2 separate regions of the Homo sapiens genome follow, and region 1 is linked to region 2. The links are chromatin loops, found by intact Hi-C in ENCODE. Cell type or tissue: heart left ventricle. All regions are shown on one strand. Each heading gives the region's core, and the rest is flanking DNA. Links, peaks and the distances in the headings are about the cores only. Region 1 overlaps LRRC34 (leucine rich repeat containing 34). Region 2 overlaps PHC3 (polyhomeotic homolog 3).

Region 1 (14,685 bases), core at 11,994-14,493, 290 kb before region 2:
GATGCAAATAAACTGCCCACACCTGTAGTAGAACAAGTTGCACAAATAAATGATAATTCAGAACTCGAGTTGACATCAGTTGTGGAAAATACTTTTCCAGCACAAGATATTGTGCACACTGTTACAGTGAAACGGAAACGTGGAAAATCACAGCCAAACTGTGCTCTGAAAGAACACTCTATGTCTAATATAGCCAGCGTCAAGAGTCCTTATGAGGCGGAGAACTCCGGGGAAGAGCTGGATCAGAGGTATTCCAAGGCCAAGCCAATGTGTAACACATGTGGGAAAGTGTTTTCAGAAGCCAGCAGTTTGAGAAGGCACATGAGAATACATAAAGGAGTCAAACCTTACGTCTGCCACTTATGTGGAAAGGCATTTACCCAATGTAACCAGCTGAAAACGCATGTAAGAACTCATACAGGTGAGACGGGTGTGTGGGGAGATATTATTTTTATACTGTGACTAATATAGTGTATTTTTATAGAGAGTACTTAGCACACACTACTTGTGACCAGAATTTGGTATATTTTTCTATTCATCAAAGTATTTAACAGTGTTAAACTGTTGAAAATTTATTTGTAATTGTAACCAAGTATTTAATGGCTGTTTAAGCCCTAATGCATCAACTCCTTATACCATTTTCCCTCCAAATAAGTATGTTGATTCTAGCTTACCAAGTATTTAACAGAGACAAAGACATTAAAACTGATAAAGAGAAAATGTAATTACAATTCAGGCCAATTTTCAGATATTGCCAACACTTCTCATTACATACTTCTAGACTCTGTTGACTTCTGAACATGTTCATTGGAATTACACATACAGTGTTCCCTAAGCTTCTACAGTTACCTTTATTTTGCATGTCCTCTGCCTGGTTGTAAAGTATGAGCACCTATTGGTACGTTTACATTCGTACTTTTTTCTTTTTTTTTTCTGAGACAGAGTCTCACTGTGTCGCCCAGGCTGGAGTACAGTGGTGCGATCTCGGCTCACTGCAAGCTCCGCCTCCCGGGTTCAAGCCATTCTGCTGCCTCAGCCTCCCGAGTAGCTGGGATTACAGGTGCCTGCCACCAAGTCCGGCTAATTTTTTTGTATTTTTAGTAGAGACTGGGTTTCACCATGTTAGCCAGGATGGTCTCGATCTCCTGAACTCGTGATCCGCCCGCCTCCGCCTTCCAAAGTGCTGGGATTATAGGCGTGAGCCACCGAGCCCAGCCCTAGATTCGTACTTTTTAAAATGCTGTATGTATTTATCTCGTGAATTCAGAAACACTAATTTCTTTTGATTCTACTGGTGTTTTCAGTGGTCTGGAAAAGATTATATTTGTTTTCAGTTCCAACAGTTAACATTTTCTTAATAACAAAGCTAGTACTGTTGATGAAATCTTATATGACTTATGCAACCAAAACACTATTTTCTTCTAAATATAAATTTTATTGTTCCTTTAGGTGAGAAGCCATACAAATGTGAATTGTGTGATAAAGGATTTGCTCAGAAATGTCAGCTAGTCTTCCATAGTCGCATGCATCATGGTGAAGAAAAACCCTATAAATGTGATGTATGCAACTTACAGTTTGCAACTTCTAGCAATCTCAAGATTCATGCAAGGTAAAAAACCAAATGAGTTGTTTGATCTTTTAGTCTTTTAATCACCATAGTCTTATGAATAGACTATTATATTAGAATTCAGGACAGTAGAATTGTAATTGTGGTTCCACCAAACAATGTTAACACGTTCAAGGAACCACAAGGAAGCCACAGTGGTTGATAGGAAATAAGCAGGGGGTGGGGACTACTAGGAAATAAGGTCAGACTCGTCCAGAAGTAAGATCAGAATGGTCCAGAATGCAGCTTAAGAGGATCATTCTGACTGGTATAGGATTATAAGAGTGGAATCAGGGTAAACAGGAATCTATAGATAAAACCCAAGCAAGGGTGATGGTGGTTCAGGCCAGGGTGGCAGCAGTGAAAGAAATAAGTAGTAGTAGATTCTGGATATATTTTAAAGTTAGAAATAATAGAATTTGCAAACAGATTGTATGTGAAGTCTGGAAGAGAGTCAAAGATGATTCTGAGGTTTTGGGCCTGAACCCCTATAAAGATGGAGCTGCCATTAACTGAGATAGAGAAGGTTTGTGGGTAGAACAGTTTAAGTGGAAGTGCAGGAATTTACGAGTACAGTTCTGTGTGTGTTAAATTTGAGATGACTTAACACTTCTGAATAGAGGTGTGCAATAGATAATTGGTTATCTAAGTCTGCAGTTCAGGGGACTGGTTTGAGCTGAAGATAACAGTTTGGCAATCATTAGCGTTTGGCAGTCATCAGCATATGACAGTATTTAAAGCTGTAACCCTGGCTAAGGTCACCAAGAGAGTGAATGTGGACAGAAGAAATCAAAAGACGGCCCTGAGGCACTCTAACTTTATGAGTTCTGAGAGATGGGTGAGAACCAGCAGAGGTAACTAGGAAGGAGCAGCCAGTAGAGGAGGAAAACCAGGAAAGAGGGCTGCCCTGGAATCCCAAGTGAAGGAAGTTATTCCAGATGGGAGTGGTCAATTGTAAAATTCTGTGATAGGGAGATGAAGACTGAGAACTGACGTGGATTTAGTAAAGTGGGAAGTCAGCAGTGCTCTTGACAAAAGTATCATTAGTAGAGGCCAGTAGAGAAGAAATGGAAGTAGATAGAACACTTGGAGTCTCAAGGTTTTGGTAAAGGGGAGCAGAGAATGGAGGAGCAAGTAAGGTCAAGGGTCTTTGTTTTGTTTTTGGTTTTTTTTTAATATGGGAGACATCAGTATATTTGTATACCATAATCCAATGGAGTGAGAAACATGGATGATGTAGGACTGGGGAAACTGCAGAAGTGATATCATTAAGTAGGATCTCAAGTATACAAATTGGAATTGATGGATTCAGATGAACTGTCACCCTCATGTCATATGAATTTTTCTCAGTGAAATAGGAAGCAGGGATGTCACCTGAGAGTTACAATGGGCAAGGAGATGCTGATGGTTTGAGGAGAGAGTTCACAAGTCAAAGAGTGACTAGACTCATGAAAATAATTGCCTGCAGTATTAGGGGCCCACTGACAACCATATAAAGATCATGGAAAAACTTTTTGAACTGATCTCAGAACTAATGTTTTGATAATAAGAAATATTTGTTTTTGGCAGTGTTTACACTGAAACAACTACTGATTTTAAATACATAGTCTTGGCCTGTTAAGATGACATGAAATAAAATCTATAAAAAACTTTATGAATTCTTGCTATATAGACTGACCTCCAAATTGTTTTACTTATTTAACTTTATTTACTAACAGGAAGCATAGTGGAGAGAAGCCATATGTCTGTGATAGGTGTGGACAGAGATTTGCTCAAGCCAGCACACTGACCTATCATGTCCGTAGGCATACTGGAGAAAAGCCTTATGTATGTGATACCTGTGGGAAGGCATTTGCTGTCTCTAGTTCTCTTATCACTCATTCTCGAAAACATACAGGTAAGTTTGACAGGGAGAGACTGCTTAAAATAAAGTTATAAATAAAAGAAAAAGGGGACTTGGGCCTTTTAGCGAAGTAGATCGGAAACTTTGTAGTTAGATATCTGTTTATATTTCTATAAGCTATGTTTATGATTTTTGCACATATTTGTTAAATATAAAAGCTGACTTATTTTCTAGAATAATACAAGGTGGGTGAAATAAATTATATAACTTACACATTAAAATCAGTGAGATAATTTTGATATTATATAAACTTGCATTGAGATGCATTTTGTGACTTTATAAAAACCTTTTCAGCTTCCTAAAGGGTCATCTCCTATAGTTAGGGTTGGGGAGTGGGTTTGGGTTGAACATGGATTTTTAAACTTCTTAGGACCTTTCCTACACAGATATTCTGGGATTTTCAAATAAGGTAATTCAGATGCAAAATAGCAGTTTGGAAACAAATTGCTTTTTTAGGGTACATTTTTTAAAAGACTTCCCTACATACTTTTATTCTCCTTTATTAATATAGTAGATAGCAAGAATAGAAATGTGGGTTTATGAATTGACATGTTCTTAATCATATAAAAATCAAATTCCTTGCCCAAATCATCTCTATTAGAAGGGACATTTTGAGGAATAAAGTTTTAATATATGAAAACTTATGAACAGTATACAATAATTACTAATATTCATTTACTTGGATCACTGAAAATACCTCTAAAGTACAATATAGAGAGATTTTAATTTAAATAATATTCCAGAAAAGCTTACTTTAGATTATTTGTAATTGATAAATATTATATTGGTATAGTACACCACTTCGCTATCTTTTATTTTCCATCTAGGTGAAAAACCATACATATGTGGTATTTGTGGGAAAAGTTTTATTTCCTCAGGAGAGCTCAACAAACACTTTCGGTCCCATACAGGTCTGTGTTTAGGGAGAACGTATTATTTTTTGTTCTCTCTTAATTTCTTTTTATGTAAACCTTGACTTTTAAGCCATTATGGACTATATGGTATTTAGTCATACTGTACCTATAGCAATATCTTAATGTATAAATATCAACTTATTTGCTTATTTTGTTTTTTTTTTAGTTGTTTGGAGTATGAATTAAATTTGTTAAAGAATTGTGTTGGTTTTCCAAGAAATATGCCAGATAATCAATAGTTTTTAAATGATTTGGATTAAATTGCACAGATATACCAAGAAATGAAAAGGAATAGGTAATACCAAGATAACATCAGATTTTCTTACTAAACAGTGTTTAGTATGCAATTTTTAGGAACAAATTTTAATTTTGACATGCTTATTGTAAAAAGTAGTTTGTAAATTGTATAAAGAAAATATTGAATGTAAAAAATTTTAAAACAAAGGAAAATGCCACTTTGAAAGAGTACTGTTCTGACATTCTCTTTTTAAAAATTCCTTCTCATAATTCCTACCTAGAATAATGTGAGTACTTAATAGAGATTTAGTAAGTTTTTGGTGACTTTATATTCTGACGCGCTTTAGTTTACACCATAAAGCACTGAACAGTTATTTCCAAAGAAGTGTAATATTGTAGCATGCTGTCAGTATTTTTAAGGATTTTCTAATTTGCCAGGTACCTGAGAGCAGAAACCATGATTATTACACTTATTTTCTCCCAGCTGTATCTCTTAGCCAGTGTCTGGCATATAACTGACACTCACTAAATGTTTCATAGAAATACAAGAGTAGGCTTTTGTTTGTTTTAGTTTGCAGATACATTTCTGTTTATGAAAATGCTCAAGTTTTCTTGAGATACAGATTTTTTGTATAAAGGAGTGTCTAGGTTGTATAGAATCTTTCATTTCACTATATTATAACCAGGTGATTAAAGTGACAATTTGAAACCAAATTTAAACACTATAATAATTTTTGCCTTGTGTTCATAAACATTGATATTTTTGTCTTAGCTAGCAGCTTTTAAAATATTGAAATTTAAACTTCTAATTTGTTTTTCAGGAGAAAGACCATTTATCTGCGAATTATGTGGAAATTCTTACACAGATATTAAAAATTTAAAGAAGCACAAAACAAAAGTCCATTCTGGTAAATGCTTGTGTTTTGTTTGCTTGTTTGTTTGTTTTAATTTGGTGCTCATATTAGTGCTATTCCTTAAAATGCTGAGATGAGATTTACATTTAAGCAGTTTAAATTAGATGTCTATTTCAAAAACTAGGTATATACATGTGAGGAAAGTAGCTTTTTTGCAGAAACATTCACTCTGGATTTTTCATATTGAATCTCTTATTTAAAAAAAAAAAAAAAAAACTTGAAACATTTCCTCCTTTGAAAACCTGACTTAATAACAGTCCCAAGCATGAAGGAACATATAAGCAAGCTATGTGTCACTGTTTCCCATACTGGAGTCTGGATAACTCAGGGTTTACTATGGTTATTATGAAAAAAAAGGGGGGGGGGGTGGTGTTATCATGAACACTAGTCCAGAAATGTTTAAGAGGAAATAGGGAAACAGGTAGCCCTACATTGTTATAATATATAAAAATGGAAAGCCAAACAACAAGTTTTGAGTCTATTGGTTAAAGTGAATTCTTGAAAAAGTTTCCCTGTGCTTACCATTTTATTCCGTCATTATTCGACATGACACTAGGCCCTTCTGGTGTGTAAATACTTAAACATCGTAAGTATTAAGTTAGAAACATCTAAAAACTGCAGTAAGTCATTAATTTAACCACTTGTTAAATTTCTGTAAAGTGTACTTTCAGGGAATATGAAGTTAAACAAGGCATAGTTCTGGTACTCAAAGCACTTACAACCTGGTGTGCGAGACCAGAAACCTAAATAAATAATTAAATAAACTAAATAAATAGGGAAAATGTAGGGCATAATCGACACAAAAGTGCTAAAGAAGATACTATGTTTTTCTGAGGTAAGTACTAAAAAAAACTTAATTTTAACTTGAAGGATGGAGAAGAGTTCAAAGATGGAGATGGGAAGAGAGGATTCATTCCGGGCAGAGAACACTGTAGAGAGTCAGTGGGACAAGAAGGAAACCTTAGCTAGTTGAAGTGAAGAGTAGTTTGGGAAGAATACAGATAATTACAATTTTACGAAAGCAGTTTTGTCTGCGTGACAAGGACGGTGAAACCAAAATCATGTCAACACTTTAGAGTAACGGAAGCATGTTAAAGCCATTGGAAAATTTGAAGGCAAAAGTACATCTTTAGTCAGTGTGCTGATTGCTCCCTTGAGTAGAGCAGAATTTCTCACCTCTGAAAATATATGAAAGTGCCATACATACTGTTCTGAACTCACAGAATAATATGAACAACTTATTAAAAACATTCAGTGAATGAAAAGAGTATTTCTTATCACTGTTTAATATTTTGAGGGAGTTAAAGAAGTATAACGACATTTACTCTCAAAGAATTTACAGTCTGGTTGAGGATTCAAGGCATACCTGAGTAGAATGTTAAATGGCAATAAGAGAGATAGATGCCACAAGGCAGTATATGAAAATTGACAAATGTGTGATTAAGCCGATATAACAGCTCACCCTGTTTCATTCTTAATCAAGTCCATTTTTTTAAATGGAGTTGGTGCTTGAACTTAACCTTGAGGCCCAGATTGAATTTACATAGATAGTGAGGAGGGCATATGTACAAAAGAGAAACCGCTTGAGTAAAGGTATGGTGGTTGGAATGTAATTTCTGGGAATGGTAAGTACATTAGTCTACCTCAGGGGTTTAGTTTTGTTTTAAAGATAATGTAGATTTTTTTTTCCTTCCATTCTAGGTGCAGATAAAACTCTAGACTCCAGTGCAGAGGATCATACTTTGAGTGAACAGGATTCCATACAAAAAAGTCCTTTATCAGAAACTATGGATGTGAAGCCTTCTGATATGACTTTACCATTAGCTCTTCCACTTGGGACTGAGGACCATCACATGCTTCTGCCTGTCACGGATACTCAGTCTCCTACATCAGATACATTGTTGAGGTCAACTGTGAATGGGTATTCAGAACCACAGTTGATTTTTTTACAACAATTATACTGACTTTGTAAGGAATATGGAATTGCTAAGATATCATTGGTAGCAAACATCTCTGGTAAGGTGCATATATTCATATTAAATTCCCATTCATTTGAGTTGTGACCATTATTTTTCATTCACTGAAGTAAAAGCACCTGATGCTGCATCACAACTGCAATGTTTGTTTTTATTTTTGGCTTTATGTCTATACTCCACAGAGAGCTTTTTAAGTAATGAATTATGTAGCACTATTTTGGGTGGATGAGTTTTATTTTCTTTTAAAGCTGCCTTAATTCCATTTTTATTTTGCATTTTAGAATTGCCCTTCATTTACTAAATCAGCCAGTTAATGTGATTCAGTTGTGACCTGTGGGATTTTAAAATTTTCCTGCCCTCATAATTTAAGCAAAATCCACGATAGTATCAGCCCAAGAGTGTGTTGCTATTTGTAAGCCCCATGGATCAATACATAAACTATGCATAAAAATAAAATTTCATATTTTCGCTCGTAAAAATTTAGGCGCTGAATAAGAATTGTGCTATTTCTCTATTAATATATTGTTAGAAATAACTTTTCTAATGAAACAAAAATGTTTCTCAAAATCTAGAAAAGTGCATATAAATTTTTGTTCATTTAGAACTGAGTATTCTGGAGAAAACCAATGGTCAGCACTTTTGGTTTGAGTTATCTGAGATTGTATTTTCAAAATGAATTTTAAGTAGATATTTGGTGTTTTTATCTTGTCAAAGACAGTTTCAAAATTTGATTCAGTTTATGTTTTATTCCGTTCTAAAATATTGGAGATGAGGAAAATGTACTTGAGTTTTGAAATATTTTGGTAAGCCTCTCTTACTCCTGTTATGCACTTTTTAAAATAAATACTGAATTCCAGAAAGAATTTTCTAGATATAAACTTAATGCATACTAGAAATCACTTGGCTTCTAAATTTGGTACATTATATTGCATAAAGAGTTAAGAAATTAACCTCAATTATAAGTAAACATTTTGAGTTACCAGAAAGCCAACTATAGTTAAATATTTTATATCTGAGTTTTCTATAAGTTTGGGGTTTGTTAATTTTATAAATTAAACCACAACTTTTGGTGGTGGTTGTAGTTTCACAATGGTCCTTTTCCTTCCAAATGAATGTAGAAAATTCGTTATTATCCTGATATTTGCACCACTCATCCCCATGCCACTTTTCCCACATATTAATTTATTTCACTGCCTGATCTTTGGATATGAAATTATGAGTTCCACAAAGTCAATTTTTATAGTGCCAATCAAACAGCATGGTGATATTCTTTTTCTTTTTTTTTCCCCCCACAAGGCTGTTGTTCAGTGTGAGATGACATCATTTCTTATTTCTGCCATGCTGTGGCTTTTTTGTGTTCTGCTTTTAAACTACACCTGTAGTACAGTTAATATGTTTTTTATTGGTATTGATTTCTTTAATTCATTAATTTTCTCTATTTGGGACCCAAGTCATAAGAACCAATTAGAGGACATAATAAAAACACTTAATGCTTGTAGTCTGTAGAGATCTTCACCATTTCACAGCACACACATTATTTTCATAATAAATTGCCACTGGTGGGACATGGGACTGACTTATTTGAATAGAGTTTGAAATACCACCTTTGTATGATGCAAACAATATTTGATTATTTTATCTAAGAAATCTATGCATGTGTATCAAGTTAAAATAGTGGGTTTAAATACAATTTACAAAGCATTAGAATGTTACCTAATCTCTTCTGGGTTAAATGTGATAGGAATGTATTGGAATGTGAAGAAATTATAGAAAATTAAAAGACTCAGCCTCTTTAGGAAGTTTGCTAAAATGGAGAGGTTATGTTTAATTTATTTATATCTTCGTTAATCCAAGCATCTAATGAACAAAAAACTGCTACAGTGACGTCATAATTCTATAAGGGCAATAGTTGCCAAATTTCCTCTGGTATTATTAGCATTCTGCCTTTGCATAGATTAGCCTTCAAATTTATTATTTTTAGTATTATTTGATACGATTGAAGTGGCTAAGATTGATTGAGCTTTTCTTGATCACATTTTCTGCTTCTTAGCTAAAGTAATTTTATTTAAATTGACATGGCTTGAGTTGTCATCATTTTCTGCTCTTCTAGAATGATGTGTAGAGAAAACTTGAAGATACTATCCCTTCTTTGGCATTCTTCTCTTAATGCTATGCTATTATTTATCATAATATGCATATATTTAGTTGTATCTGGTATCATTCTAACACTCATAACTACCATTTTAGTTAAGTCCAACTTTATATTTGTTACAATGCAGTGTTTTGGGAAAGGTCTATTAGTAATTATTTAAGTATTACATATTTTTATGGAAGTCTTTAGAAGGTGAAGATCTTACTGAGAAACTATTTTCTAAATAAATTTAATTTTCTTTTGTATTTGTATCAGATCATGCCTACTGTATGTTAGATTTTAGACTATTTTAAAAGAAACCGTAGATTATATAAAAATTTTTTTGCTGTTTTTAAATGGCATTTGTCTTATGTTTAATTTCACAGGATGATTTTGATAGACAAATTTTAGAAAACCTTTTTTCAAAGGTAATGGTTCTATCAGTTTCATTCCAACAGTAGCTAATTTCTGTGTTTCAGTCCTACAGAAATTGTGTGAGTAGTTGAAATAATGTACATGTACTAGTTTTTTTAAGTATTCTAAATAGTTCTAACATTTAATGCATATCAGAAACATGCTTAAGAAATAACAATATCCAGGCCCACCCCACCTATTGAATCAGACAGTTCCCAGGGCATATATATGCTGGGGAAGCCCCATAGGTGATTTTAATGTATACCAAACATGTAGAGTCTCACTCTGTTGCCCAGGCTGGAGTGCAATGACGTGATCTCAGCTAACTGCAACCTCTGCCTCCTGGATTCAAGCAATTCTCCGGCCTCAGCCTCCTGAGTAGCTGGTACTACAGGTGCGCGCCACCACACCTGACTAATTTTTGTTAGAGATGGGGTTTCATTCTGTTGGCCAGGCTGGTCTCGAACTCCTGACCTCAGGTGATCTGCCCACCTCAGCCTCCCAAAGTGCTGGGATTATAGGCATGAGCCACTGCGCCCAACCATGAACTACTATCTTAAACATTTCCTGATGTTCTACCTTTGGGAAGCAGTTTAAAATGATGCTCTTGAATATAATTTTCAATATTTTACCTGGAAATTTTGAGTACCTAGAACTTTTTTTTTCTTATTATTATTATACTTTAAGTTCTAGGGTACATGTGCACAGCATGCAGGTTTGTTACATATGTATACATGTGCCATGTTGCTGTGCTGCACCCATTAACTCGTCATTTACATTAGGTATTCCTCCTAATGCTATCCTTCCCCTCTCCCCCCAACTACCTAGAACTTGACTAGAAATACCATCAAGTAAAATTCTTTAAATTCTACATTTTTACTCGTTATTTATGGGCAATATTGATATGTACTTATTACAGCATTAATTTTTTGAGATAATAATTATAGTCTACTCTTCTGTCCTCTGCAACTCCTGCCTCCATTCATTCAAAAGAGGTTTGCTGTACAGAGACTCCTTGACTTATGGGTTTATCATAAGTCAAAGAGTATACTGAATATGTATTAGTTTCACACATTGTAAAGTCAAGAAATCATAAGTCAGGGACCATCTGTATTTGTTTAAGAAATTAGATAATTACCATGTAAACACAGTATTTAATTTCATGAAGAATTTACTAAAATAAACACCATGGATGTGAACATCCACATATTTGGATAACAGTATCTGGCCAGTGTTTCAAATGCTGGGAAAAAAATTCAAATCAGAATGCATAAAGCTGCAAAGATGATAAACTACCCTTAAGTTTACAGTCAAATGGAGATGCCAAGCATAAATATAACTTGCAATAAGACAAGCCAAGATGTTGAGTGTTATAGTAGGGGAAGGCAAGAAAGGAACTGCTGAGCAGTCAACAGGAGTAGAATGGACAGAGAAACAGCCATTGCTTACCTGGATAGGCAAACGAGGAGATGGCTGATGGAAGAATTTGCACATAGCTGATGAAGAGGGAACTAGGCAGAATGGAGAGAAAGCATTAAGTGGAGAGGAGATAGAGGTCAGAGGCATCTCCAGTACTACACCTATACCATCTTGAAATAGTCCTCTACCCATATCCTGTGCTGAAGGAGTGAGATTAGATAGCCAGGTTTGTAACCTATGTCCTCACGTGCCAACCACAGTTGCGTGCTAGAGGGTGGGGATTAGACAGCCACATAGGTAACACATGATTCCATACTGGTGACCACAGCAACAAGACACTTCACCAGGGAAAAACAATTCATAGGCTAGACTGAGCTGGTAAGATTCTTTCTCACAAATTTGAGCTATGAAATTCTGAGACAATCAGATAATGATATACGTATAAATGAAAAGATCATTTTAGAACTGGCCTTGAAGTCAGTGAAGCAAGCTAAAGTCTAAAGGAAATGATGAGTAAGCAGAGAAAGCTGATCTATAGAGCAAAGTTAGGGAATGAAACAGGTTTGCAGAGCCAAGAGACTGCCCTAGAGAGATCAGAAAAGTGGCCTTAGTTTCTGGCTCTGCAGTCCTACTGAGGTGATGCAGCCATGATTCATTTTCTGCCCCTGGATGCCATTGATTGTGGCTGTTGTATCCTTATGTTAAATCCCCCTTTTCTTAAACAGGCTGAGTCACTTTCTTTTCCTTGTAATCAGGCAGCCCCAAATTGGACACCTAAGCTTTGATCCTTGGTGATTGAGAGGATAGTGATACCATTGACATCAAGATAAGTCAAGGAGCATGTTTAGAGAAGGGAAGCAATTTTGATGTACCGAATTTGACTGGTGGTGAGATATGTAGGAAATTTCTGGTAGTGGTTGGAAATGGGGCCTGAACCAGGAGATGTTAAAACTAGAGATACAGATCTTGCAGCTAATAATTTATAGAAATGATTAAGGCAGCCCTGGGAGATGGTATAGGAGAAAAAAAGATGAGGACAGAATTTGGGGGAAAATTCATTTAAAGGATAAGCAAAGACGGAAAAGAAGATGGAAAGTGATAGCAGAAAGGAAGAAAACCAAGGTGGCACACATTTTTCAGAGGCAAAAGTGGCTTTGTAGCAGTCACATGGTACAGAGAAGTAGGATGTAAATCTGAGACAACATTGGGCTGGATAATTGGAGCATGATGATCCTTTAGAAGGCAGGTACAGTATAATAGTGGGAGCAGAAACCAGATGGATATGGTTGTAGTAGATATTAAGAAGACATGATGAATGATAATACTATAGAAAAGTTTGAAAAGGAGAACGTTTAAGACAAATGATCATTATTTTCCCAAATATCTGAAAAGCACATACTGCTTTATTTTTTGCTTTCAAATTTGAAACATTGTAAAATGATGAGTATAATATGATCTGCAACAGTGTAAGGTGAAGCAGTCTTTGAACTGGGTCTTAAAGGATGATTGCTAAGAGAAAAATGAAACAATACATACAATATGATTGCAGATTTGCTCTTTATAATTTAGATGTGCAGAGAAAATGAGAGTTTTCCTATGGAACTTATATGTCCTTCCTCTTGAGCCCATACCCAGTGGTAAGTCTGGAAAAAATTAACTTTTAGTTTTAGCCAGTTTAAAACCTAGTCTGATATAAAGGGGATAGAATTTATATCTTAAGGGATTTTAAGGTAATGCTTAATCTTTTGGAGAAATGCTGTTTTATTTCTGCCTTTTGTCTTTCTAAAATGGTGTCCAGACATATCATACAAGACAGGGGCATCAGGGTAGACAGAGTCTTTGTGGAGCCCTTCCATTCTCTGGGTTAATTATACTGACCTCTGTTGTGGCAGGCAGCAGCTTATAAAATAAGTAACAAGTCTTTCCTAGTCTGGTCAGAGTCCAGTTGTCCTTGGCTGAACTGACTTCATCTCAGTTCTTTTGGATGCGGAAAACTCTCTGAGGCCCTATCACCTGCAACTCTGCCTCAAGCAGCAGTGTAGGTCAGGTTACAGGTTTACCACCTGCACCCCACTGTAAGCTCAAGGTAAGCCTACTTGCTTCTCCTTCAGCCATCTTCTGAATCTCCCTTTGGGGGAATATGGGAACTTGTGGGTCTCTTCTATAGCACACAGGAAGAGACAGTAGCCTGGGAAATCAAACTCTTTCCAGAATCTGGTAGACATCCTACTACCCAGCATGTGAGGAATACTACAAAGCAATGAAAAGTGAACAGACTACTGCTACATGAAACAACATAAATGAATCATACTAATATAATGTTGAACAAAAGAAGCCAGACACAAAGAGAGTGTATACTGTATGCTTCCATTTATATAAAGGTCAAGAACAGGCAAAACTACTCTGTGGGGTTAGAAGTCAGGATAGTGGTTATGAGAGGAGAGTGGGAGAGCTGGCAGCACTGGCTTGTTGGGAAAGGGGTATGTATATGTTTATATATATTTGCCTGTATTTATGAAATTGTTAGTAACACCTGTCTGTAACACGTAAATAGGATAGGTAGAATACTTTTTCAACTTCTGAACTTTGAAACCCTTTGAAAGTCACTGGTAATTTTCTACCACAAACCTTTTTATTAATACTACTTAATAACTTTCAGTTAGATACCTACAATGACCTTTACTTGTACGCTATTTCACTACTTGGTTATATTTTCATTATAAAAAGAAATTTAGTCTAGTTCCTTGGTCTCTTTCTCCAGGGTTAGAATTTTAGTCTCTATATTGTAAAATTTCTTTTAAAAAATTACCCTACTCAGTTTTTCACAATAGACAGTTATACAAAGTTTAATACAGTCATTATCTTTTACACATTTGAAAAAAGTAACTTGTTTTAATTTATAAAAGAAAATAGGCTATAGAATATTAATCTCTGTGAAACAATAAGACAAGTGTATGAAAATTATTTTACAGCTACTTTTTCATGGCTGTTGACCTACTGGAACAAGAGCAAAACCTGCATTAGATGAGTGGTCATAAGATTCTCCATAAGTTGATGTCCAATAATAATGCTTTTTAAGGCCATTGGAGACTTCTGCAAGATATACACGTCCATCTACCACAAATGGCTCCACATCTGTATTGTCTGGTTTTAGACAACCCATTTGAATTA
Region 2 (17,683 bases), core at 9,195-11,694:
CCTTTTCTACATTTCCAGTGAGTTAAGCCATAATTGTGGTTTACTGAAGAACGTGAGCTTTGAAGTCAGACTTGAGGTTGAACTTTAGCTCCAACACTTACGAGTCATGGGACCTAGGGAAATGTACTTATTAACCACAAGCCTGTTTTCCTCATGGGGAAAAATTATATATACCTTTTATGACTGTTGTTAAGAATTAGAAAAACAGTATGTAAAACCCCTGATAAGGCTATTTCTCCCACAGGCTTGCTCCACTTATCGGGCTCACCAAATACAGCTGCAGTATGAATTCCATCTTCTACACAACAGTAAACCAGAATGTTCATGTTCACAGCGTTCATCTCCCATCCTGTTGTCTAACGCACATGGTTTTTTTAAACTTTTCTAAGATTGCATGAGATTCTGCAACACAACTGATTATAAAAACACTTGAAGTTTTTACCTTTTTTTTTACTTTCCAACTCTCGTGAATGTACAGAGGACTTTCCAGAAGCTACATGATGTGTGATATTTCAGCTGATGAAATGTAGATGTATAGGTAATCGGTCAGAGTGGTGGGAGAAACTGTTGGGAAAGGAGCAGGCCTTCTGAAAGGTCGGAAGGCTTCAGGGGAGAATAAGCTGAACGCAGCTGTTCTCTGACCTTGAGGCAGAGGGCAAGGAGTAGGTACAAGGACGTGTAGGAGAATTTATCTTAAATAGGCTTGTTCACTTGTGTTGTCCAGAAACGACTTTTGATCATCAGCGCGCATGACTGCTCCCTGAAAGGAAGAACAATAATGTTAATTACCCGCAGACTGTGTTTGCTCCAGGCTTTCGGCATTATGTCTGTACTGAATAAAAGCAAGCAGCTCCAGCTGTTCGAGGCTGCTCTCTTCTTCAGCCATTAGTGCCGGGCAGCCCACTAGCTGCTGTTACACTGCATATCTGTGTCTGAGTACTCCTTTCTTCAGTTGCTTGGCCAGGGTCTGTGGGACAGACCCAGCAGCTGGTGCCCTGTGTGAGGAACGCTGCAATGGATCGCGACGGAACCCTCGAAAACGAAGGTGAAGAGACTGCGCAGTAAGCCAGTAATTGGAATTGGAGCCCTCTTGGGATTTCCAAGTTCGAGGGAATTTTCAAGCTAGGGTTTCACATTGGGACAACACTTACTCAACAGAAACAGCATATAAAAGTATTGAAACAACTGCTTAAAGCTGGTGGAGCCTCAGTTTGAGGCCCAATTAAGGGACCTAATGCAAACTCTTGTTTTCCATAACCCATAGTTCCCAGAAGAAGGCACGTTAGACCTAGAGCTCTGGGAGCAAGTGGGAAGAAATCTTAAACGACATCATGCACAAGGGCAATGGGGTCCCAGTAACATCTTTAACATTATGGGCCTTAGTTAGGGCTGCTTGGGAGGAAGAACCATCATCTACCTTACTGCCTCCGCCTCCTCCCCCAGCCCCACCGTTACCGGGTAAAGGTGCCACAGAGGAGACAGAGGTTTTCCCTGAGCCCCCTCCCCCAATAAACTGGAAAAAGGACAAGGGATACACTACAGTTATGGGACCCTGTCTTAAGCAAGCGGCATTAGAAGGGGAGCTCTTGGTCTGCCTGGTAATGCAAGATCAACAAGGCAATCGGGTACATGAACCCATTACTTTCAACACTTACAAAGAGATAAGAAAAAGCATTAGAGAAAATGGAGCCGCTAGCCCGTTTATGAAAGGATTAATTGAGGCCATGGCAGACAACTTCCATATGACCCCATGGGACTGGTCAGTGCTAACTAAAACAACTTTAGAGGCAAGTCAATACCTCCTCTAGAGGGCAGAATTTGATGAATTATGTGCAGCAGACCGCTTTACGCAAAGCCAGAACACGAGCTGTAACTACTGCGCCTGTCAAACCTGGCACTGCACACATCTGTACTCTTCAATCAACAAAACCTGATGCAAAAAAAAGGGGGAGATGTAGATCAGTCAGAGTGGTGGGAGAAACTGTAGGGAAAGGAGCAGGCCTTCTGGAAGGCCGGAAGGCTCTACATAGCTTCCGGGGGAGAATAAGCTGAAGGCAGCTGTTTTCTGACCTTGAAGAGGGCAAGGAGTAGGTACAAGGACGTGTAGGGGAATTTATCTTAAATAGGCTTGTTCACTTGTGTTGTCCAGAAACCGACCTTTGATCATCCGCATGCATTACTGCTCCCTGAAAGGGGGGACAGTAATGTTAATTACCCACAGACTGTGTTTGCTCCAGGCTTTCGGCATTATGTCTGTACTGAATAAAAGCAAGCAGCTCCAGCTGTTCAAGGCTGCTCTCTTCTTCGGCCACTAGTGCTGGGCAGCCCCCTAGCTGCTGTTACACTGCTTATCTGTGTCTGAGTACTCCTTTCATCCGTTGCTCGACTAGGGTCTGTGGGACAGACCCGGCATAGATGAAAATTCAGCTGTCTGCTATTAAGCCAGACACTAAAGCAAGTTGTGAAATGTGAAACAATGCCACTCTGCTCACTAAATTATTGTTTGGTAAAATATAGTAATTTTTACCATATTATTTAAATAACATTTTAAAAATGTTATTGATGTTAACATGCATCAAGGGTCAAAGGGTCCTGAAACCAAACACTTTGGAGGACAGCTGCTTTATCCTGTGGCTGAAAACTATAAAGCAAGATTCCTTTAAGTAAATGTGGTGTATGCATCAATCTCTCCATCTTTGGTGTGCTTTCAATCCAAGTATCCCCTTTCTTCCTTTTGCAAGAAAGAAACTAAGAATGTAAGCAGTTACTTCCTGGCTTCAGTCCCACAAAAAGCTACAATTTTTCTAAGCAGTGATCTGGAACCAGTTTAACTGGACTCTTGCTATTAAGATAGCTCTTAATGATGTTTCATTTTGTTTTCTATCTTTCACACAGAGCTTACTCACATAGCATATTGGTATATCAAAATGAAATGCAAGGAACCAAAAATAACATAATTGAAGGCAGTAAAAGTGAAATTAAATAGGAAGATCATCAGTCAAGGAAGACCCACTGGAGAGTAAGTATGCAAGTTGTTAATAATTAATTGGGTTACAAAGGGAAAAACAGAGACTGGGTCAGTGAAACGAAATCATGGTTTGTTTCCCTGAGGCCCTGCTAATACCTCCAAACTGGGCCAGATCGTAAAGCAAGATACCTTGAAAAGGACTTTCATGTTAACTTTTCAGGTTGCATATGAGTTCATTCACAAGTAGTTTAAAGAATCATGCAGGAAAAGGACCAGATCTTGTAAATCTCTTGAGTCCCTGTATTTTGTGAACATTTTTCTAGAGAAAATTCAGGTAGCTTATCAAAGGATTTCTGTCTTGTTCAGGGAGTTGTTTTAAAAAACAAAATATTGGAATTTTGAACACTTATAGTGGTTTACAGGGTAATTGGGGTAGAGTACATAAAATTGGTGTCGTCTAAGAAAGCTCTGATTGGTTTCCATGATCGTGGTATTCAGGAACTATCGTAAATTGGCCAAAATCTTGTTTTCCAGTTTCTTCCTTTCGCTTTTTATTGCCTCAAGTTGCCTGTCTTCCCCGCTCTTATTTTTCTTCTAGCTTTATGATTCTCTTACATGTTCCATGTCGGACTTGTCTTCTTTATTCCAGTCATCTTCTGAAGAGGTTCTTGGTTCCTGCCTTGGTGGCTGTAGCTGATTCTCTTTCTCCTCTGTGGACCTTCCTCATCCCCTAGGAGACACAAGCGTCCTCCTCCAGGTCCTCCTCCTCCCTACTTTTGTCATCTTCCAGGTGCCTCCACCTGTCAAGAGTCAATGATGAAACGGGAACTTGGAAAACATCCCTTGGATGTTGCCTACCTGGCTTTTCTTTTTGCGACAGAGTGTCAATCTGGCACCCAGGCTGGAATGCAGTGGCATGACTTGGCTCACCACAGCCTTGACCTCCTGGGCTTAGGTGATCCTCCCACCTCTGCCTCCCAAGTAGCTGGAACTATAGGCCCCCACCACCACACCCGAGTAATTTTTGTATTTTTTGTAGAGACTAGGTTTCACCATGTTGCCCAGGCTGGTCTTGAACTTCTGAGCTCAAGTGATCTACCCACCTTGGCCTCCCAATGTGCTAGGATTACAGGCATGAGCCACGGCCCCCAGCCTGACTTGGCTTTCCTTACTTAATTTAGAACAGGAGTTATAAAAGTTAAAATCATGTGAGACAGATGATTCTATTCTTTTATCCTAAAGTTACATTTTTGAAAAATGGGTCTTTATGAATCCACAAAATTTCCTCACCCTCATTTTAAACCAACATTGGTTGTTTAAAACTAAGCCTTTTTTGTTTTCATTTTTGGCACAAGGGGGACTTCATATGGTCTTACTCATCTTGGCTTCTTTATCCAAGCAACACCACTTGTAAGACCAATGGCATTTGTCAAGTTGGCAGCTACATTTCTGTGCCCTTGTATATCAAATCTGGAATGCAACTTTTTTGGATAAGATCAAATTAAACTGTACTATGTTTAAATACAGGGGAAAAAAACTTGAGTGTGGGAAGTACTTGTTTGATTGGGTCTTTTATAGTTATGAAAATAGATTTTGTATTATTGCCTTTACACATATATACGTTTGTATAAGTAGATTATTTGTATACCTTAATAAGTTATCTTATGACAGATTTATGGCCATGAGAGTAATGGTTCAATCTGTCATCAAAACTGATAGCCCTCTCTCACAGTGATTTATTTTTATTTTAGGTTCAGGGGTACATGTGCAGGTTTGTTATAAACTCATATCAGGGTGGTTTTCTGCACAGATTATTTTGTCACCCAGGTACTAAGTCTAGTACCTAATAGTTATTGTTTCTGCTTCTCTCCCTCCTCCCACCCTCCTCCCTCAAGTAGACCCCAGTGTCCACTGTCCCCTTCTTTGTGTCCATGTGTTCTCATCATTTAGCTCCCACTTATAAGTGAAAACATGCGGTATTTGGTTTTCTGTTCCTGCGTTAGTTTGCTAAGGATGATGGACTCCAACTCCATCCATGTTCCTGTGAAAGACATGATCTCTTGTTTTACGCTGCATAGTATTCCATGGTATATATGTACCACATTTTCTTTATCCAATCTGTCACTGACAGGTATTTGGGTTGATTCCATGTTTTTACTATTGTCACACTGATTTATCTTCAGACAAAATTATTTAATCATCAGTGACCTATTTTTAGGCAAATTTAATTTTTTCAGTTTTCAGACTCAAAACTCCATTTTTTTCCTTAAAGTTTGGGAAAAAGAAAGTATACTACTACTGTATTGGTAACTTGATATGTACCTTTTTAGCCTTTTCCTATGCATGTATTTCTTACATGACATGTTGCTGCATAATTTTGTAACCTGCATTTCACTTAACATACTGTGAAAATTTATCATGACATTATTTTTTTAACATGTACCAAATTCACAAGGCTTAAAATTTAACAAATGAAGGTAGAGTGAAAAGTATGAAAACTAAGTCTTCCTCCTATCCTGAGAAACATTTTTAATGGCTGCATATCATAAAGATGACCATATCCAGGGTGAGCATCCCTAATCCAAAATCTGGAATCTGAAATGCTCTAAAATCCAAAACTTTCTGAGCACTGACCTGATGCTCAAATGAAAGTGTGGGTTTTTGGATTAGGGATGCATTCAAGATCCAAAACACTTCTGGTTCCAAGCATTTCTGATAAGGGATACTCAACCTGTGTTTCGTTTCTTTCTTGTTTTTTTCTTTTTTCGAGACAGGGTCTTGCTCTGTCACCCAGGCTGGAGTGCAGTGGCACAATCATGGCTCACTGCAGCCTTGACCTCCCAGGCTCAAGCGATCCTCTCACCTCAGCCTCTTGAGTGGCTGGAACCACAGGTGTGCATCACCATGCCCAGGTAATTTTTTTTTTTTTTTGGTAGAGGCAGCTCCCTATGTTGCTCAGGCTGGTCTCCAACTCCTGGGCTCAAGCCATCCTCCTGCCTTGGCCTCTCAAAATGCTGGGATTTCAGGCAAGAGCCACCACACCCAGCCAACCTGTGTTGTTTTGAACCAATCTCCAGTTGTTCACATTTGTGATTGACTGGGTTTGTTGTTCTTGTCATTTTTGGGGTTTTTTTTTTTTTTGGTTTTTGTTTTTGTTTTTTTGCTATTTATAAATACTGCGATTGAGTAGTATTGTAGAAATAAGTTAAGTTTGGGTCAACTGATTTTTTTTAAGGATGTGTTTCTTGAATCTCCTACCTTTCCTTTCAGTCCTTTCCTGATTCTTCTTCTGACTTCTTTCATCATCTTTTTCCTGCTTCCAAAATGTATGTATCACTGAAGCCTCAACTCCTATTCCTTTGCCTTTACCTACCGCTTCCTAATGTTCTCATGTATCCATACTGAGTCCCTGTTCCTTCCCTGTATTCTCGTCTCTCCACATGCCATACCTGAAAGATCATATCCAGAAGATAAACACTTTTCTTTCTTTCCTTTACCTATGTTCTCATTATTTTTAGCTGAAACCACCTGTTTTCAGAGCTTCAGGAAAAGACTTAATCTGAAGGATCCTGCAGCTAAAAAGCTTTGAAAACTGTGTTAAGGGGCCCCATAAGCATCGCTTCTAAACTTCACTGACAAAAGGGACTGGGGTCATGCTGTCTGGAGTCAGAGTGAGGTGGGGTTAAAAGCTCTATGTGGTTGTTTTGCATATTACTATCAAGCTTCTATTTTAGGCATGAGTTTTGGCCCTGGTAGATAAAACCATTTCTCTATCTAAAAGTTATTAAAACCTGTACTTATATATAGAAGTTAGTAATTTATATATAACATTTTGGTTTAAAAATCTCTGAGTTCTGGACCATCTGGGTCTCAAAAAAATGACCAGAGTATACACATTAATTTTGTTCTGTATTCTATTAAGTATTATGTGACATATAATTCTTATTCATATATTTATTTGGGGAAATGATTGAATTAGGCTTTTAAGAATAGTGGTGCTTGCTTTGTAAAGTTTCAAAATAGGTAACATTAAGGTTTTCTTTTCACTTTTTTTGCAGGGACAGAAAATGAAGCAGTGTTTTATCATGTGTATTTCAGCAGGTCTTCTTGAAATTTAACTAAAAATATGACTGCTCTCTCTTCAGAGAACTGCTCTTTTCAGTACCAGTTACGTCAAACAAACCAGCCCCTAGATGTTAACTATCTGCTATTCTTGATCATACTTGGGAAAATATTATTAAATATCCTTACACTAGGAATGAGAAGAAAAAACACCTGTCAAAATTTTATGGAATATTTTTGCATTTCACTAGCATTCGTTGATCTTTTACTTTTGGTAAACATTTCCATTATATTGTATTTCAGGGATTTTGTACTTTTAAGCATTAGGTTCACTAAATACCACATCTGCCTATTTACTCAAATTATTTCCTTTACTTATGGCTTTTTGCATTATCCAGTTTTCCTGACAGCTTGTATAGATTATTGCCTGAATTTCTCTAAAACAACCAAGCTTTCATTTAAGTGTCAAAAATTATTTTATTTCTTTACAGTAATTTTAATTTGGATTTCAGTCCTTGCTTATGTTTTGGGAGACCCAGCCATCTACCAAAGCCTGAAGGCACAGAATGCTTATTCTCGTCACTGTCCTTTCTATGTCAGCATTCAGAGTTACTGGCTGTCATTTTTCATGGTGATGATTTTATTTGTAGCTTTCATAACCTGTTGGGAAGAAGTTACTACTTTGGTACAGGCTATCAGGATAACTTCCTATATGAATGAAACTATCTTATATTTTCCTTTTTCATCCCACTCCAGTTATACTGTGAGATCTAAAAAAATATTCTTATCCAAGCTCATTGTCTGTTTTCTCAGTACCTGGTTACCATTTGTACTACTTCAGGTAATCATTGTTTTACTTAAAGTTCAGATTCCAGCATATATTGAGATGAATATTCCCTGGTTATACTTTGTCAATAGTTTTCTCATTGCTACAGTGTATTGGTTTAATTGTCACAAGCTTAATTTAAAAGACATTGGATTACCTTTGGATCCATTTGTCAACTGGAAGTGCTGCTTCATTCCACTTACAATTCCTAATCTTGAGCAAATTGAAAAGCCTATATCAATAATGATTTGTTAATATTATTAATTAAAAGTTACAGCTGTCATAAGATCATAATTTTATGAACAGAAAGAACTCAGGACATATTAAAAAATAAACTGAACTAAAACAACTTTTGCCCCCTGACTGATAGCATTTCAGAATGTGTCTTTTGAAGGGCTATGATACCAGTTATTAAATAGTGTTTTATTTTAAAAACAAAATAATTCCAAGAAGTTTTTATAGTTATTCAGGGACACTATATTACAAATATTACTTTGTTATTAACACAAAAAGTGATAAGAGTTAACATTTGGCTATACTGATGTTTGTGTTACTCAAAAAAACTACTGGATGCAAACTGTTATGTAAATCTGAGATTTCACTGACAACTTTAAGATATCAACCTAAACATTTTTATTAAATGTTCAAATGAAAGCAAGAAAGTAAAAATTGTTCTTAAAATGATTTGGCATAAAGTTCAATGTAAGAGGAAGAAGAAGATTACCTCATTTTAAATGTAGCTAATTAATTTTAAAAAGTATATCTCTGTTTTTAATGCAAATATTCCTGGAAGAAGAGGGTTTTGGTTGCTCACCTTATGGAACTGGGAGCAGTGACTAGGTCCCTTTCGATGATTCAGCAGATTCGTTTTCATATTATAAAACTTGTATGTCATCACATACTTGCATATCACATCATAATCACGTTAGCAATGATGTATCACACGTAAAAGTAGAATTTCTCATCCTCGGCACGCTTGACATTTGGGGTTGGTTAATTTTTTGTTGTGGGGCAGTTTAGCAGGATCCCTGCTCTCTGCCCACTGACTGATTGGTGGCACCTCCATGCCCAGTAGACACAATAAAAAATGTCTCCAGACATTGCCAAATCTCCCCCGGTGGATAGGCAGAGTTGCTTCACTGGAGTAAAACAATATGAGTGGCAGGATCATCATCTTACATTACTTTAGGAATTAAGCTACATAGATATTTTTTATCACCATTTAAAAATACTATATTGCATAAATCTAAACCTAGCTTTTCCTAAATTGGTGGCTTTTGATTTTTTTTGATATTTATAGTAAGATATATTTTTTAACATCATGACCTATAGACTTGTATGTACGTTTATGTGTACATACAAGTAACATACTTACCCTTACATAACATGTATAACATGTACATGTACATACAAGTATAACAATACTTACCCTTACATATCATGCAAATATGTTTTTTAGTGTCATTTTTTAAATGCTGGTTTTTATCCACTAAATTGAGTTGATGATCCACAAATGGATTACTTTCTGTTATTTGAAAAAATGTCCTAAAACAAGCGCTATGGAACACTAATAATGGCAAAAAGATTTAAGAAATGTGTCCTGTGTGCCAGGTACCGTCTTAAGTGTTTGTTTTACATGCAGCAACTGATTTAATCCTTATAGCAACTCTGACAGGAACTATTATCCCCTTCTTACAGATGAGGAAATTTAAACATTGAAAGTAAGAAACTCACTATGATACAACTAGACAGACATTGGGGAAGCTGGGATGCAAACCCAGAATTCTGGTCCACAGTTCTTGCTCTTTACCACTGTATTACATTGCCTTTCATTGGTGCCACTGACTTCTCAAAAAGAAAAGAATGGTTTCAGAGTCAAATGTGAAGAATGTTGTTTCTTAATTATTATTATTTATTTTTCACTTGAAAATGTACAACGCCCATGAACACCTTAAGGCTTTATAGTGCTATAATGAAGAAGAAGAAAACCATTTACTTGAGCACACAAGTCTCTTTAATTAGCTAAAATTAATTAATTAAGCATCTATAAAGACAAGTTGGGAAATGCTCCTGGAGAGTCAGTCAAGAATTCTTTGAGTAGCAGGTAATACAAACTCAACCTGAGCCATTCTAAGAACAAGCTGGATATTGGCAAGAACTTACTTAGTAAACTACTAGGAGAATCTCTCTGAGTTGTCGGTTTCCATTTTGTGTCCACAAAGTGGGTGTTCTGGCTGCCAGCAGCTCAGGGCTTTCATAATTAATTACACTTACTTAAAGCATCTCCTAACTTCTTCAAATATACAGTCCCGGGGAATGACTGTTCAACCTGACTTCAATCATATGTCCACCTCTCTATGATCAGATCTGTTAACAGAAGACATGGCAGGGAAGAGAAATAATAACCAATATAATGGGTGGTACAATGTTAAAATATATATATACTTGAGAAAATAATAAATAATAGGAATAAAAATCACATTCTATAAAAACCAAATGCATATAGACAGCCAACTATATCGAAAGTTTAGGACAAATAATCCTATGTTCAAGACAACATCAGGGTGTGTTTAAACAGTTTAGAACTCTTCTTAAACCCGGCCCCCTCTTTCCTTCTATTACTTTTTCCTCTAAATATATTGCCTTCTAGTTGTTGGCCAAATATGGGACTGAAATATGTTTAAATATATTGAAATTAATCAGTAAAGACTTGCTTACACTCTTTGCAGATTTTAAATCAGGAGATTTTTAAAACCATTTCAAACCTCACTAAGCTTTTTGTTTTGTTTACACAGAGGATTCCCCATGTCTCATAAGCTTAAAGAAAAAAAAATTATTCAATAGACCAGTCAAATGGAAGAGGCTTTTATTTGTAAAGAAATGAACTTACAACTGATCTACAATATATTATTGTAATATAAACAATATAAATAAATGATCCTGTAGGCCCACTAATCTTCCATCCAGACCCACATGAAGCAATGTTACAACAATATTCTATATGAAAATGTGCAGGTAACAAAGGTGCAATTACAAGCAAGTTAAGCAGCAGAGTATAAGGTGCTTTAATTTAATAGTTAATGTTGCCATCAACAAACATTTAAATGCTCAATTTACTTCACTGAATACAGACACAACAAATATGAAAATCTAAATTCATACACATGCTACTTAATATGAAAGTGCTTTCTCTTTTTTAAAAAAATACACCAAATGGACACTTTTTACATAGATCAAATGTGCTCTTACAATGCAAAATTAACCTTCATTTTCAGGTTATACATTTTAAAACTGTAGCTATCAACACCAATCTAGGAACTCTAATGCTAAGAGTGCTAAAAACTATTTCATTTCTTGTAAGGAGGACTCTAATACAATATCCAATGTAAAGAATACATCTATATATAATCTTAACATGTTTTCTGTAAAGATAAAAAATGTTTTCTTTCCCCTTGGTGATCTTTGTTCATCCTGGGTGGATCATCTTTTGAGGTTTTAATAATATGAAAGTCCTATTTTAGAACAATGGGAGGAACCAAAAGGGGAATTAAAAAATTGGTTAACGTGTGCTTGAAGCATCCAAAAAACACCAGTTTATCACAACAATTGGTCTTTGCTAAAATTAACAAAATTTTAATAAGCAAGACGACAAAAAGTACTAATTTAAAAGGCTTGAAATGCCTGCCACCATTGTCAGTATCCATCCATCCAACCTTCATTTACTACAAGCACAATACTACTTTGAGGATAGTTTTTGGAACTTATTTTGACTTTTTTCCCTATAGGAAAAACAAAGACCAAGCTTTTGAAGGAGAGGACTGGGAATCTAGTTTAAATGTCTACATCCAAAATTATATCATCTTTGCGCATTCAGTTGACTTTTTAAAATTTAAGAATACATATACAAAAAGTACTTATGGAATACATATTTTAACAGCATAACATATTTGAAGAATTAGTTACACTTTAAAAATTAAAACACTTGAAAAGTATTTTTTAAACCAGTACCATGGAATAACTTTTTGAAACCCAGATTATCTGGCTACTTAGATGATAGTCTTCCTGTTTTCAATTAGTTTGAAAGATTCTAATATAGATTCTAACCCAACAGTTTATATGGATATTTTCCTGCTTTAAAAAGCTGCAACAGGCTAGGCGCAGTGGCTCATGCCTATAATCCCGGCACTTTGGGAGGCTGAGGTGGGCGGATCACTTGAGGTCAGGAGTTCGAGTCCAGCCTGGCCAACATGGTGAAACCCCATCTCTACTAAAAATACAAAAAACTGGCCAGGCATAGTGGTGCATGCCAGTAATCCCAGCTACTTGGGAGGCCAAGGTGGGAGAATCTATTGAACCTGGGAGGTGGAGGTTGCATTGAGCCAAGATCACACCGCTGCACTCAAGCCTGGGTGACAGTGAGACTCTGTCTCAAAACAAACAAAACAAAAAAGCTAAAACAATGATAAACTATTTTTAATAGATATTTTCATTCTATATCTTTATGGAGAATGTCAGTATCAACTGATGTTAACAAGTAAAGCTTTGTCAACAGGAATTACAATGTGATTCACAGATCCCAGAATGACAAGGAAGGGACCTTAACCCAATAAATGATTCTCCCATTCAATGTTTACCCCCTAGATACTTAACAATTCAAGCATGGAACTGTTTCATGTTTACCCGTTCTACATTTAAAGGATGCCCTTTTACTATATATGTGCTTTCTAGAATATTACTGATTCTTACATATCTTTAAAAGTTGGATATTTGTAATAGCTTAAAGTACAGTAACACTTATTTTGTGTAATCTTTCTTAATTTAAAAACAAAAAATAAATGAACAAGTCAGTTCCAATGATCTCCTTTGAGATTTTTCAGTTTTAGAAAGTTGCTACACTGTCGGACAGGTGTGGTGGCTCATGCCTGTAATCCCAGCACTTAGGGAGGCCAAGGCAGGTGGATCACTTGAGGTCAAGAGTTCGAGACTAGCCTGGCCAACATGGTGAAGCCCCGTCTCTACTAAAAATACAAAAATTAGCCAGGTGTGGCGGCGGGCACCTGTAATTCCAGCTACTTGGAAGGCTGAGGCAAGACAATCGCTTCAACCCGGGAGGTGGAGGTTGCAGTGAGCTGAGATCGCACCACTGCACACCAGCCTGGGCAACAGAGCGAACCCATCTCAAAAAAAAAAAAAAGAAAAAAAAAAAAAAAGAAAGAAAGTTGCTCACTGTCAATACTGGGTAAAAAGCTCTTATATCAACACCAGCTTTTTTTTTGTTCTGCCACATGCCTTGTATAGCAACAACTCTGGAATAGAGTCAAGTGTCAAAATAATGTTGTGAAATACGGGCTGTCTCAACCTGTAAGTCCTTAATGTTAAGTCTCCTAAATTTTGTAACTTAATCAGGTATGGGGCCAACTGATGTTTAGTATGTGAAATGTGTTATAAAAATTATGATATGATTCACTCAGACCCCTTAGATGTCATCTAGCCTAACCCTTTACCCAATGTATACAAATATTCCCTCCCAGTTCCAAGTTTATTAAGATTCCCTCTCAGTATATTAAGTAGTAATGATTATGTTCATATTTATTTAAGCCACAATGAATTTTGGGGGGAAGATTTTACTTACTACTAGTTCCTCATGTCATGTTCACCAAACACTGCACATGTAAGTGTTCAAATAGTTTGCTAAATGAATTTAAGTACATGAATGACAATATTCATATGTGTTCATATATTCAGTGGTTAACCAATAAGGAGCATTTAGGAAAATGTCATCATTTGCTTGTTATGTATGAATTTTCTATTTTAATCCTTAGGAGAACAAAGACTGTAGGTGACCCAAGAAATGGATGCTTATTAAGTATAAAATGAACCCTTAAAAAAGGAAAGAGAATAAAGTAGGAATAACCCCATTACACAGCCTAGAATCATAGTTTTAGAGCTGGGAGGTACCTTAAAGATGAATTAAACCAAAATCAACTTTTGAGTAGTACAGGCACCATACTGCATATCTGGAAGCTGTTAAAACAGCTGAGTAATTGCCCAACATGTCACACACAGCTAACCCACTGAAATAAAACCCCAGTCTCCAGACCAGTGTGTTAATCCTCATTCATCATCATCTTAATTCATTATTTACTACTGAAATAGATTATTTACTGATTATTTAATACTACCCAAAACAAAAAATACTTTTAAGAGAAGCATTCTAAATAAAGATTTAAACACTAGACACTTCTGGTTTACTTTAGGCAAGACTAAAAAATTCTTTCTAAAACAGGTTGATGTTTAACTTCACTAATGACTAGACACCCCACCACTCTCTCATAAACACCAACTTTTTCACCACCATCACTTAAAGCTCCACAAAGCTTGGATTTAACACTGATAATATTCCATGAAATATAACTTTTAAGCCAATAAGTGATGGTGACTATCAATCCTTAAGATGATTACTGGAGTAAATTTAAACAGGTGCTCTAAAAGAACTTACTACCTTACTCTTATATTTAATTAACACCTTGCCATGTTAGTATAACAGTGTTTTCAAATTATGTTGTTTTCAAAACTGAAATTCATTCATTACTCTGCTTTTTTTAAACAACAAATTTTGTTTTCTTTCTATGGATTCATACTGAACACCACCAGTATCACTGAGAGGACTAGTACTTGTAAAAAGCAGTAGAAACAAAAATATTTTTCAAAAGTATAAAGCTAGCTAGAACCTCACTATGTTGTACCTCTAACATTTCCGATTAAAATTGTCATCTTTAAGTAAAATTAAATGTCAACAAACTATAAAAGGGAAAAAATAAAACATCTGGAAAACATTTCCCAAATGTTCCCATAAACATGACACTTGGAAGGGGTGTGTGCATGTGTCTGAGTAGAAAAGCTGATCTTCAGAGCTGAAAAGGAGGGCAGAGATTCTCCCTTAATGTATGTTTTCTAAATTGAAAGTTTAGAAAAAGCCATATTCTCTGGAATGTGATGGTAATAATTATATTTGTATTATTTGTATTAATGCTTTACAACTTTCAAAAAAAAGCTTTCTCATAGTACAATTTTAAAACGGATTAGGTTCTAAAAACTAATATGTAAAACTTTGAAAATTCTTAAAAATTTAGGAAATTCTTTTTCCAAAGAAGGTAATCTAATTTTAAATTTATTTGAAGAAAGCTTATATAACTACTGTGAACAAAACTATATGATACATTTTATGAACTTCTAATAAAAGAGGACGTATCTTCCCAAATAATTTTTTGTTTTGTTTTTTTGAGATGGAGTCTCGCTCTGTCACCCAGGCTGGAGTGCAGGGGTGTGATCTTGGCTCACTGCAACCTCCACCACCTGGGTTCAAGCAATTCTCCTGTCTCAGCCTCCCAAGTAGCTGGAATTACAGGTGCATGCCACCACACCCAGCTAATTTTTGTGTTTTTAGTAGAGATAGGGTTTCACCATATTGGTCAGGCTGGTCTCGAACTCCTGACCTCAGGTGATCTACCCACCTCAGCCTCCCAAAGTGCTGGGATTACAGGTGTGAGCCACCATGCCCAGCCCCAAATAATTTCTTTTAAGATATACAGCTTAACAAGTTGAAATTTTAGTAAGATTGCATATTTACTTTTCCTAATACTGTATTTGTGCTTATCTAAAGTGGATCACAATCTTTGAGATGAAATTAAATGCTCCAAGTAGATTTGTAAAATACCAATATTGATGAATGTGGGTAAACAGTTCATTTCATGATCCACACTGCTGTGAACCAAAGAAGCAGAGGTAGGCTTGTGTTTACTGAAATCCAGACTAGGAAAGAGAAACCTATAGCTCTTCTTTTCCCAATTCTTAGACTGAGACACAACCTAGCAAATAAAATACTATCTTAAAATGCCTCTCTTTATAACAATCTACAGAGGTGATTCAACTGTGATATCTGAAAATGGAAACTCTGTAATTCTGGCAACTCAATTACAACAACCTTTGAATTTTTGACAAATATTCTCCAACTGTAATAAAAGGTTCTCACCTTTTTCAGAAATCAAAAATCACTAACTTCTACATCACTGGAACTATTAATATCCATGCTCCCAAGCATGGAGACAGTGGGTATAGAGAGTGAAAGAATGAGTCTGATTACAGGTAAATCTTGACATATAAAAACTATAACCTATTTACTGCTATAACTGGCATCTAACAAAACGCATTATTTTGAACTATGGATGAAAGCCATATCTATCCTAAATATCTTCTATCCTCTTGGGTCTAGAATGCTTTGTTCCTCCTACTTGTCTCCTCCTCTACTTCCCTATCCTTCCCCCTAGAAAACCTTCCTTAGGGCCCAGCTAGTTACATATGTAGTACACAAGATAGAGATTGAGCAATCATTTTGCATAGATGCGCCAGTTTCCACTGCCCAAAGGTTGCTCTGGAACATGACTGTCAGGTATCAGAAAGTCCTGCCCCAGCTGCCTCCCTTCCTAAAGTTAGCCCCCATACGAAATCCTCTCTAAGGATTCTGAGACAAAGATCTCTCCAAGAAAGAAGTTTTCATGGTTTTCTTGGAGCTAGAGGCCTTAGAGAGGTAGTGAGATGAGGCCCTTTCATGCCATTAGCTAATGCTCAATGCCAGTAGGCTGCATGTGTTCCTGCAATCCACCAAGGTGAAAACCACAAACTATAACCAGGCTGTTCTGGCTGAAAATACATCTTTAAAACATTTTAACAGTGTGTCCAGTCAGTTTCATCCACTGGATATGGCTGTCAGGTCAGCATCACTCACATACATCTATAATAGTGTATTCTTTCAAAAATTGTTTATACACACTTAATATAGGCATATAGCCTAAGACTATATTGCCTCCCTACCATACTTGTGCCATTGTGGTACCAAAAGCCTGAAGATGTACATAATGTACTTTAAGACATTTAACTGAACAAGTCAGTGGGAGACAGGGCACTATAACACATTTCAATTCAATCTAAGACTTGTATTTGTGAATAGATGTCTCATTATAATTTTATACTTGATACATGAAGATAAGCTACGTCAAAAATTATTCAAAGGCATGATCACAATAATACTTGTTTCATAGTTCTAAGTATTTTGATACACCAGGAAACAAAAATCAACTGGGATCCCTAATGAAAGAAAATTATTTCTTCTAAGTAAAACATGAATTTCACTTCAAAAGTGCAGAAATGTGCTCAGTGTTGAAGTAGGCTAAGCTAACAAGGATGATGGCCTCCTCCTCTGACTCTTCCCATGCTCAAGCTTTTGCATTACCATTTCTCTCCTCCCATTCCACCTTGTCTACTCCTAGGTGACTGCTCTTAAAACACACCTTTTAAAAAGTTCTGTTTAGAGCATTCAACAGCAAAGTAACAGGACCATCAGGGAAATAATATGCTACTTAAAAAGTGACAGGAGGATTTGGGACAACACTCTATCTCATACTATATTGACTACTCAAAGCTGCATAGCTGTGTCTTACACATGCCTACACAAGGCTTGATGAATATTAATGTCATATAAAAAATAATTTTTACAAATCAGCTCTCTTAGTTGTTTAACTTCCCCAGGAACACAAGGCTTAAAGCAAAATTTCAAACTTATGCTTTTTATCCCAATGGGACAAAGAGTGCAACACTGCAAGGAAGTCAGAAAATGCAAACTTAGGTAGCAAAAGTAGGAAGAACCTCCATGTTCCCTTTCTGTTTGTCATTATCTCTCCCCAGTCAAAATCCTAAAACTATTAGTAGTAGTATGAAAGGATATGAAAACAATTTACTCTCCCCACCTATATCATACTGAAACTCTGCTT

What was found. A loop is a pair of places that touch in the nucleus more often than their neighbours do. Peaks named below come from ENCODE experiments on the same cell type or tissue, not always from the same donor. Only the 100,000 strongest peaks of a DNase experiment are listed, where the experiment ranks them.
Region 1: a loop joins it to region 2, with 5 times the contacts of the local background. A loop is called at or near these places in 4 of 110 quality-filtered maps.

What each region holds. Positions count from the first base shown.
Region 1 is chr3:169,779,141-169,793,825 of GRCh38, forward strand. It overlaps LRRC34 (leucine rich repeat containing 34), which reads right to left. Exons shown (of 11, transcript NM_001172779.2): 11 at 13,863-14,685. The coding sequence ends at 14,495. MYNN (myoneurin) reads left to right here. Exons shown (of 8, transcript NM_018657.5): 3 at 1-421; 4 at 1,450-1,609; 5 at 3,325-3,503; 6 at 4,337-4,420; 7 at 5,482-5,568; 8 at 7,276-10,576. The coding sequence ends at 7,538. Among named protein-coding and RNA genes, the nearest start is that of MYNN, 13 kb to the left of the region's middle. In heart left ventricle, for the core only: no CTCF peak of the experiment used is centred there; no DNase peak of the experiment used is centred there.
Region 2 is chr3:170,076,879-170,094,561 of GRCh38, forward strand. It overlaps PHC3 (polyhomeotic homolog 3), which reads right to left. Exons shown (of 15, transcript NM_024947.4): 15 at 10,706-17,683. It overlaps GPR160 (G protein-coupled receptor 160), which reads left to right. Exons shown (of 4, transcript NM_014373.3): 3 at 2,896-3,019; 4 at 7,027-8,514. The coding sequence starts at 7,095. The coding sequence ends at 8,111. It overlaps LOC124909456 (a long non-coding RNA gene), which reads right to left and starts at 3,892. Exons shown (of 2, transcript XR_007096157.1): 1 at 3,584-3,892; 2 at 1-760. RefSeq lists a silencer at 13,810-14,010. In heart left ventricle, for the core only: no CTCF peak of the experiment used is centred there; no DNase peak of the experiment used is centred there.